Regions from separate parts of the Mus musculus genome. Here regions 2, 3 and 4 are each linked to region 1. The links are chromatin loops, found by intact Hi-C in ENCODE. Cell type or tissue: left cerebral cortex. All regions are shown on one strand. Region 1 has its middle 10 kb from the start of Rimklb. Region 2 has its middle 11 kb from the start of 1700063H04Rik. Region 3 overlaps Aicda (activation-induced cytidine deaminase). Region 4 overlaps Aicda (activation-induced cytidine deaminase).

Region 1 (2,500 bases):
TGCATCTGCCTCCCTAGTGCTGGGTGGGGGTGGGTGGTACATGCCTTTAATCCCAACATCCTGGGAGGCCAAGGCCAGGGGGTCTCCGAGTTTGAAGTCATCCTGGTCTATGGATGGAGTTCCAGGACAGCGAGGGTAGGTACAGAGATACCCTGTCTGGAGAAGGCAACAGGGAGCAGCACCCTTTGTATACAAACCTGGCGTCTTGCAACAAGAAGGAAGCGTGCTATTAGTTACATATGACCGATGGTTAAGAAGATGAACAAAGAATGAAGTATTGAATCCAACGTAGACTTGAGGGTTGCAGAGAGGACTTGTGGAGAATCAGTTATAAAACTTCGGTTCATCAAAGTTGCCTGGTGTATGATGAATCTTTCATCTTCCTTTTTTTCTTTTCCTCTTCTTTCCCCTTCCTTTTCATTTTGTTTAGAAACCTTTTCATCTTTTTAAAAATATTTGTGTCTGAGTGTGGAGATCAAGTGGTTACATCATGGGACGTATGTCTCTTCCACATGAGTTCCAGAGACTGAACAGAGGTCCCCAGGCTTAGAGGGGCATGCCCTTACCCTCACCACTGCTCAACCTTGTTGTTGCTTTGAGACAGGGTCTCATGTAGCCTAGCTTGGTCTTCAGTGTGTGTAGCCAAAGATGACCGGGAACTCCTGAACCTCCTGTCTCTACCTTCCATGTTCTGGGATTTCTCCCTGTTCTGGTCCTATGCCAGAACACCCAATAAAAAATGAAAGACCTTTATTTAGCAGGATGTAGAGTCTGTAACTGCTCAGGTATGCAGGCTTCCCTACTTGACAGCATGGTTTCTCAGACTTGAGCAGCTGTCTGAATACCCCCAGGACATGGTAAACACAATCTTGCCAGATAAGTACAATATGATCAGTTAAATGAATTTCAGATAAATAGGTAATTTTGGAGACTATGTCTCAAGTACTGTAGTGTCTGAGACATCATCTTTATCTGAGACCAAATGTACCTTCCTTCCACGCATCAGTAAACACCCTTAGATTAGTGCTTTCAGTCTCCCTGGAGGCAGGTACTCGTGATGATTATCTAGTTTGGCTTTTTAGGACATTTCAAAATACATAATCGTATTAGAAGATTTTTTTCTTCCTTGCTAATTCTTCTATTAGCCTCACAGACGAAAATCCCAGGAGAATATTTATAATCTTTCACATGTTCCACTCTTTTGTTTCTCCTTAATTTTTACAACCGCCTTGCCTCTTTCTTTTTTTTAATCCACAGCTCATGAGCATCACCTTATGGACAGAAGTGGTACTTCTCTTCCTCCAGAATTAAATATTTCATTTTTATGTAGGTGTTTGTGTGATAACGGTGAGTACTAGGTACTAAACTCAGGTGCTGGCTACTGAACTCAGGTCCTCTGCAAGAGTAGGAAGTGCTTCTAACCCCCGAACATCTCTAGACCACCCTCACACCTTACTGGAGATAGAATTCAGGGTGTTGCATACGTAAGACACTAAGCCATGTCACCAGCTCCCCTCTCCTTTGGAGACAGGGTCTTATGTAGCCCAGGCTGACCTGGACCGTGCTATAAGGCTGAAGAGGACCTTGAATTTTTGATTCTCTTCCCTTGACCTTTTTGCAGTTGTGTGTCAGCGCTGGGGACTGAACTCAGGGCCTCCACAGTATTGAAATTGAACCTTTGACTACCGAAAGGACTACACCCTCCGTTTGTATGCCTTAAAATTTTGAGATGGAGGTTACACTAACTTGCCCACGTTGACTTTGGCCTCACTCTGTCATTCAGACAAGCCTTGAATTTTTGCTCCTCTTGCCTCAGCCTCCTGTGTAGCTGGGATTACTGGCCTGCACCAGGCTGGTCACTGGACCCAGCTGTTTTTCAGGTTTTACCCAAATTATCTCAATACTGTGACCTTTCTATCAGGGCGCTCTCTCCCTCTCTGCTTTTATCTTTCCAACTTCGTGTTTTCTTCCTTCTGCTCCACCCTGCCCCCACCCGCAAATGCTCTTTAATAAATTAAAAGCTGAAGAAATAAGCCAGAGCAGATTCTGTTGGGGACTGTCCTTTTGCTAGATTAAGTTTCTGGTCCGGGCAAAGGAACTTTGAGAAACTATTGCCTTGCTTGAGTATTTGTCGGGAGATTGATGGATGGCAGGCAGTTAGAACTTGGAAGTACGCGATGGGGAAGCAGAGCCGCTGCCAGGCGGCGAGAGGGGAGGAGGTGTCTGGAAGAAAGAGCCAGTCAGGATGGCTTAAGGAAGGGGTGGAGAAGCCTGTGTTTGCAGCCGGCAAAGACCCTTCTGCAGACATTGTGCCTTTTGTGAGCAGACTGCAGAGGCCTTGTGTAGGCAACGTGTATTCGAATGTATGCGTTGTTTCTTTCCGATCATGGCTCTGTGTGAACTGCTGACCGCATAAAAAAACCAGGAATGGATTGTTGAAAAGATTTTGCAGTCTGAGAGTGCTTGTTTGTGGTTGTGTGGTATGTGTGACTGGCTTTTT
Region 2 (2,500 bases), 94 kb after region 1:
TCATTTGAGATGTAAACGAATGGAATGGTTAATAATAAGTAAATAAATCTAAACAAAATAATCTAAAGACTATCTCTTCAGGAATGATACCAAATGGCTTTGCAGTTTAAATATTAAGACATTAAGACATGCAGTTCAGTGGTTGGGAGAGAGAGAACAGGGCTTACTTATTAAAAGGAAAAATAAGACTATATACTTCTACTATCTTATAAAAATTAAGAGGCAATGCCTCTTAATTAAAGGTTGTAAATGCCTTAGTACCAGAACTCAGGAGACAGAGGCAAGCAGATATCTGAGTTCTTGGCCAGCCTAGTCTTCATATTGAGTCCCAGGACAACTAGGGCTACAGAGAGAAACCCTGTCTTAAAAAAACAGAACAAGCCGGGTGGTGGTGGCACATGCCTTTAATCCCAGCACTTGGGAGGCAGAGACAGGCGGATTTCTGAGTTCGAGGCCAGCCTGGTCTACAAAGTGAGTTCCAGGACAGCTAGGGCTACACAGAGAAACCCTGTCTCGAAAAAAAGAAAAGAAAAAAGAAAGAAAGAAAGAAAGAAAGAAAGAAAGAAAGAAAGAAAGGAAGAAAGAAATTAAGAAAAAAGAAACAACAAAAAAACCCCAAATAAACAAAAATTAAGAGACAAGATAATAAATAATGTGATTTACAAAGTCAGCTTTCTTCTGGCAACATTAAATGTGGAAAATTAAAAGTGTGGTAACTAGGCAAACGTACTTCAATATTCCTCCAACTCAATCCTTAAAATTGTGTCTTTTCCTAAAACCTATATTTTTCATGTTGCTGGAGATGAAACCAAGGCTGACCCATGATAGGCAAGCACTCCCCCCCAGAACCACATACTGATGGTAACTTTTTATAATGGGTTTGAACTTGTCCTGGGCAAGTTGTGGTTTTTACATCTTTGGTCCTTACCTATTGGATGCCCCCCCCCCCCCCCCTGTAATCTTCTGGTTTGTTAGAGTGGACCTTAAATAGAGGAAGGGCATTTTTTTCTGTTTTCTGTCTCCATGGCTTCAGAGGCTCCTTTCCCTGTGTACTCCTTACTGGTTTGCAGTCATAACTACATTGTTTCCCAGGTTAGAGTCTTTTAGCTTCTCTTTCCTATCACCTGTATCTATCTCCTCTCTAGCAGAGTTTGGTATGCTGGTGGGTTTTGATTTCCAAACTACAGGGGCAGTCTCAGTCGGTGCTTAGACTCTACTGCCCCCTGGAGGTTGATCATTAGCTACCTCGGTTAGACTTTCCTCTGCCCAGATTGTTTAAAGGGTTGTGGACTTTGTTATAAAGCCTGAGTTATCTTCTAAAAGGATTTCCCCTCCATATTCCATTTACATAGGTCTAGAAGTGACATTAACAAAAGGAATTTTACCAAGAAGCCAAAGGAAGAAACGACAAGTTTAAATAACATAGTAATTTCACACTTGGGATGAAACAGGAGAATAAGTTCAAGGCTATCTACTGAATTGAAGACCAGCCACAGCTGAGTGAGATGCCACCTTCAAATAAATAAAGAACACAGTATTTTACTCTCAGAGTGGTAGAATACAGCAGAAATGGGCCGGTGAGATGGCTCAGTGAGTAGAGGTGCTTGCGGCCAAGCCTGATGACCCAAGTTCTTCAGTCCATGGGGCAAAGGTGATGAAAGGAGAGAACCAACTTCTGAAAGCTGTCTTCTGACCTACACACACACACACACACACACACACACACACACGCCATATGCATACTATATGTACACCACAAACACTATACACACTCACACACACATGCACACATAACACATTCGTACTATGCACACTCACACATATACACACTCACATACATACACACACATAAACTCACACACACACAAACATATACACACAAAGCACACACATACAACCACACATACACATGTGCAAGACGTATACAAGCACATACACACATATACACACACATGTACCACACACACATATACTATAAGTATATAGCCAAGATGAAGTGATGACACTCCATTCAGCTCCTCTCAGACACTTCCAGATAACTGGCCTCTTCCCTGACCCTTGGCCCCTGTATTAAGAAAGTACTTTGTTTTCTGGTTGTCTTTGTCTATTCCCTGTCGCTTTGCATAGTAATAAAAGTGGTATTTGCCTCCTGGTTGTCTAAATATCTTCAGGTCTGTGGGAAACTTATGTCACTTTGATCTTTGTTTTGGGCTCTTCAATTTTTATTTAAATTACATGTTTAGGTGTGCACACGTGAAAGGCACGACACACGCGTGGAGGTCGGAGGACAACCTGCAGGAGTCAGATTTCTCCTTGCACCTGTGGGTGCTGGGGATCAAATGTCCTAGGAGTGGTGGCAAACACCTTTACAGTCTCATCCTGCTGGCCCTTTTTTGGCTCTTGAAGACTTGCTACCATCCCTTCCTTGTGTCATTTGTGTTCGTGTTGTGTTAGAATTACGTGGTACTTTCCCAGTAATCAAAGGTGTGCACTGTCTTGA
Region 3 (2,500 bases), 66 kb before region 1:
AATAAATCACTGCCCCATACTCAAACGACTCCCAGGTACCCATTACTAGAAGTTTCTAAGTCACAGGCTCCTTTAAGTCTTGTTCCCAAGGTCGCAAGGAAAGGAGAGTTGGGACTCGGGGGCAATTTCTGCCGCATTCTGTCTCTGCGCCCTTGCAGAGCTTCCACCGTGTTGGGCCAGAGAATCCGGAGGTTCATCACCTCCGTGGTCCGTCTCAGGCACTATGAGGAGAGCCCGGGGAAGAATTTGCCATTTGTAATGGAAAACGAGTAGCGGTTCCTGGCTATGATAACTATATACTTTGGATCTGGGCGCTTTGCTCCTTTCTCTACAGCAAGGCACCAGTTAGTTAAGAAATAAGGATGTTTGATCCCTTTAACAGAATTACTGATGTTTAAGGGACGCGATCTGAAAATTGGGTTGAACCCTTGAACTCTTCTTCTTGATAAGACTGTGAGTAAACTAATGACATTAAAAATGAAAAAGAGTCTGTGTTTCCAGGGGATTTGCTTCTTGAGGCGTGAACTCATTTTCAGAGTGATTTCTTCGTAGTCCTCATCTGCATTTTAAGATCCTTTATTGAAATCACCCAGAGGCGATCGTGCATTCTTCAAATCCCACCCCAAGCCCTTTCACATACAAATGTGAAAAACACGACGGACAGTGAAAACATACAGCATGTGCCTGAGTATTAATGCTTTTGAGAGAATGGCTTGTGATTGCTCAGACAGAGACTGTAGGACAGCCCCGTGACCTTGTCAGAAAAGGACCCCTGAAAGTGAGCCTTAGAGGGAAAGAATAGAAGAATCCGTCACTGATACCCCTGAGAATTCAAATGAATCAAGGAACACAGGGTGGGTGTAACAAACTGTGTGGTCGTCTCCATATGCTTTTCCATGCTGTTGAAAAAAAAGAGCATCATTCACGACCCAAAGTCTGGAAGTTCTGCTGTTCCCCAGTAGATGGCGATGTTGCACAGCAAGCTCAGTTACATCATTGCTCTGGCGGTCCTGTGCAGCTCAAGTATTTTTTAAAAAGTCATATAATTTCCCCCTACACTTATAAAAGTGAGTACTTAAGAAGAAAAACATGTAGTTGAAGGGTTGTTTTTCTATCCAGTCTCTTCAGAGAAATTTCATCACGTGTGACATTCCAGGAGGTTGCTTTCAAAATCCCAACATACGAAATGCATCTCGCAAGTCATCGACTTCGTACAAGGGCTGTGGAGAAAGAGAGATGATATAAACGGAGTGAAGGGCTTTAAATTTGATCTCTGGAAAGGAAAGTGTCTAAACGAAGTGGGTGGCTCCAGAGGAAAGTAAATTGCTTGAGGACCAGGAAAAAAAGAAGGGGCGAATTCTGCCCTGGAAGGAACCCCACCTGAGGGGAGGTTAGCAAAAGGAAAGAGTTATGAAGACTGAGCGAAGAGGAGGCAAGAGGCAAGCGTCTAAGTGGAAGCTCTGTCCTGGGTAAAGCAGAAAAGAAAACTGGGTTGTAAGTGCCTTGAAGTAATCATTGTATAAAATAATGCATAATACAAACAAATAACTAAGAGGCTCCAGGTGTGTGTGTGTGTGTGTGAGTGTATGTATGTGTGTGTGTATGAGAGAGAGAGAGAGAGACAGAGACAGACAGAGAGACAGAGACAGACAGAGAGACAGGCAGACAGACAGGCAGACTTACCAAAAGGATGCGCCGAAGTTGTCTGGTTAGCCGGACAGAATTTTCATGTAGCCCTTCCCAGGCTTTGAAAGTTCTTTCACGATTTTCTACAAATGTATTCCAGCAGTAAAAATAGTCTTAAAAGAAAAATAAATAGATAAATAAGAAGGAGGTGTGTGTGTGTGTGTGTGTGTGTGTGTGTGTGTGTGTGTAGGTGAAGGTCAGAAAGTCAGAGTGTTTTAGGGGTTAAACTTAAGGTACAAAGGCAAGGGCCCCCACGGAACCATCTCTCTGACCACTATCCTCCTCCTCTCCCTCCTCAATTTATTATTTGACTGCTAAAGGTGGAATGCAGGGCTTTGCACATGCTGGACCAGAGTTCTGCCACTGAGCGCACCTGTAGCCCTGCCAACTTCTATCTCTCAAATTCTGATAATTCTGAGATTGATGTATACTTGTAATTCCGCCACTCAGAAGGCAGAGGTCGGAGAATTGCAAGTTGAAGGTCAGCCTGGGATAGCGAGATCCTACCTCAAAAAATAAAGTAATACTTTTGATATCCAGGACGAACTGAAGGTCTTTAAGTAGCACCCCACCCCCAGTTTCCCCGCTGACACTCACTCTGAGTGGCAACTCAGACCGCTCTCTCCAGTGTGCAAGTCTCACCTTTGAAGGTCATGATCCCGATCTGGACCCCAGCGCGGTGCAGTCTCCGCAGCCCCTCAGGCTCAGCCTTGCGGTCTTCACAGAAGTAGAGGCGCGCGGTGAAAATCCTCAGGCTGAGGTTAGGGTTCCATCTCAGAAACTCAGCCACGTGCCGGGCACAGTCATAGCACGG
Region 4 (2,500 bases), 61 kb before region 1:
GTATGAGGCTCTAGGTCTGACTCAGTACAAGACAAAGCAAAGGAAAACATAGAAAGTCACTCTCTACTTCCAGCACTTGAGCCACAGCGAGGAAGGAAGACAACAGGGTATCAAAGCCACTGAGCTCCTGCGAAAAGAAAGGTCACTCTCTTCCTTGAAGAGCCATATTCTGTGGGTGTCCTGTCTCTATCCAGGAAAAGGAATGTTGCAGATGGGCCTTGCTGGGGGCGTCCTTCCTCCCTCTCTAAGCACAGGGTCATATGAGGTCATGTCGACTTGCGATCACGTTGCTACATAGTATCTATCCATTCTTCATTAAACAGAAGTATAAGAAATAGTTGCCTCTGTGTCTTTAAAAAAAATCACATTTGTTTACTATCGTTGTATGAATGATATGTGTGTAGGGACATACACATACCTGTGGAGGTCAAAGGGCAACTTGTGGAAGTTGGCTCTCTGCTTCCATCATGTGAGCTCGAGGGATCAAACTCAAGACATCAGGTTTGGCAGTTTATGCCTTTACCTGCTGAGCCGTCTGACAAACCACGCCCCCCTAACCCCCACCCCTGCTTAGGTCTTTGGGTTTTCATTTTTGGATTTTGCTGGGTCAGTTTTGTTGATTTTATTTTATTTATTTATTTTTATTGTTTGTTTTGAGATGAGAACTCATTTAGCTCAGGCTGGTGGGGAATTTGACAAGGAGAACTCTCCTGCCTCCTCTACTCCCCTGGTCTTGGGACAACAGGCTTGTCCCACCTACTTGTTGGGGACTTAACCCAGGGCTTTGTGCATGCTGGCAAGTTCTCTAGTAGAGCTACATCTCCAGCCCCCGAGGTTTTTTTTTTCTCGTTCGTTCTTTCTTTCTTTAAAAATACAGGTTTTCTGGGGACTAGAGAGATGGCTCAGCAGTTATGAGCACGAACTGCTCTTCCATCAGGCAGCTCACAACCACCTGTCACTCCAGTTCCACCAGGATCCGACACCTCTGACTTTTGAGGGCACATGCATTGACACACACACACACACACACACACACACACACACACACACACACTTAAAAATAATTTTTAAAATCTTTGTGGAGTGTGTGCGTGTGTGTGTATGTGGTGGGGGTAGAGGCAACACATACTACAGGATACGTGTGGCGAGCAGAGTACAACCTTGGGTGTTGGTCCTTGACTTCTGTCTTGTTTGAGATAGAATCTCTTGCTCTCTGCTGTGCGCCCTGGGCTAACTGGCTCATAAGCTTCCTGGGGTTCTCCTTTCTCCACCTCTTATGTTGCCTTAGAAGCACGGGAATTACAGGTGTCTGCTTTTGGACCCCTCAACTCAGGTCCTTTTGCTTTCATGGCAAGCGCTGTTCCCACAGAACCATATTCCCAGCCCTCACGTTTCTTAAAAAAAAAAAAAAATTACAGTTCCTGTTAAAGCGGTGGACATGAGCCAGGAGATAAAACGGATGATAAACAACTGTGTCGCTCACTTGTCGACACAGCACCGCCACACAGTGGTGATGGATGGAAGTGCAATGATTTTTTTTTTAAGAGCTAGTTAGGAATTTGAATACGGTTTTGATGCAAGAGAATTGAAACCGTTTTTCACTTTTGTTGTTGTTGAGATACAATTTACATAGTGAGCTCCACTCGCTTAAAATCTACAGCTCCGTGAATGCCGGCAGGTCCGCAGCCCAGACTGCCAGGGCCATCAGAGGAGACATTTCTAGGCTTCTTAAAGCTTCTATGTCGCTATTGGCTGTTCTTTCTCCTCTTACCCAGGCAACCGCCGACCTGCTCTCTGTAAATGTAAATTATTTCTAACTTTCTATAATTTCATATAAATCACGTTTCCTCCTTCCTGTGTAACTGCTCTCACGGAACATAGTAAATTTTATATTCACCCAAATATCAGAAGTTGGCTCCTTATTCCTGCCGAGCAATATTCTATTGTATGGGTAGAACATGTTTTGTTTATTCATTTATGTGCTGATTGAAATTTGGATATGTTCCGCTTTGGTGCTGCAGTGGTTAGAGCCACTATAAATAACCATATACTATCATTGAATGCATGTTCACACGTTCACAGCTCATGCTTTAATGATAGTTCAACACACGTGACAGTCCCTGACTTTTGGAAAAACAAAATTGTTTTGGGGACATGCTCATGCTGCGGGATCCATGCTAGTCTGGAAATCTCTATGTTGCTGCAGCTGGCCTCGAACTCATGGTCCTCCTGTCTTGGCCTCTAATGATCATAGCTTTATTTTGAAATAGTAATTTACCATGATAACGATCATAGTACCTCCATGTCTACATTCATCACTAAATTATAAAAACCCTTTAGAAGCTGGGCATGGTGTGCACACCTTTAAATCCAGAACTTGGGGGCGAAGGGGGGCAGAGGCAGGTGGATCTTTCTGTAATGGAAGCCAGCCTGACTTTCATGGAGAATTCTAAGCCACGGGGGCTATGTGATGACACAGCATCATTATCATCATCACCAC

Evidence for each region. A loop is a pair of places that touch in the nucleus more often than their neighbours do. Peaks named below come from ENCODE experiments on the same cell type or tissue, not always from the same donor. Only the 100,000 strongest peaks of a DNase experiment are listed, where the experiment ranks them.
Region 2: a loop joins it to region 1, with 3 times the contacts of the local background. A loop is called at or near these places in 4 of 42 quality-filtered maps.
Region 3: it touches region 1 in a loop (4-fold over the local background); 26 of 42 quality-filtered maps call a loop at or near these places.
Region 4: it touches region 1 in a loop (6-fold over the local background); 26 of 42 quality-filtered maps call a loop at or near these places.

The regions. Positions count from the first base shown.
Region 1 is chr6:122,495,513-122,498,012 of GRCm38, reverse strand. No RefSeq gene overlaps it. Among named protein-coding and RNA genes, the nearest start is that of Rimklb, 10 kb to the right of the region's middle. In left cerebral cortex, a CTCF peak has its summit at 1,274; DNase peaks (open chromatin) are centred at 1,318, 2,298 and 2,479; H3K4me3 peaks cover 162 bases; H3K27ac peaks cover 670 bases.
Region 2 is chr6:122,401,153-122,403,652 of GRCm38, reverse strand. No RefSeq gene overlaps it. Among named protein-coding and RNA genes, the nearest start is that of 1700063H04Rik, 11 kb to the right of the region's middle. In left cerebral cortex, a CTCF peak has its summit at 1,227 (motif pointing left); a DNase peak (open chromatin) is centred at 1,217.
Region 3 is chr6:122,561,140-122,563,639 of GRCm38, reverse strand. Aicda (activation-induced cytidine deaminase) reads right to left here. Exons shown (of 5, transcript NM_009645.2): 3 at 2,329-2,500; 4 at 1,684-1,799; 5 at 1-1,220. The coding sequence ends at 1,167. Among named protein-coding and RNA genes, the nearest start is that of Aicda, 8.6 kb to the right of the region's middle. In left cerebral cortex, a CTCF peak has its summit at 953 (motif pointing right); DNase peaks (open chromatin) are centred at 948 and 1,213; H3K4me3 peaks cover 311 bases.
Region 4 is chr6:122,556,120-122,558,619 of GRCm38, reverse strand. The region is part of intron 1 of Aicda (activation-induced cytidine deaminase); the gene reads right to left. Among named protein-coding and RNA genes, the nearest start is that of Aicda, 3.6 kb to the right of the region's middle. In left cerebral cortex, a CTCF peak has its summit at 1,508; a DNase peak (open chromatin) is centred at 1,515; H3K4me3 peaks cover 678 bases.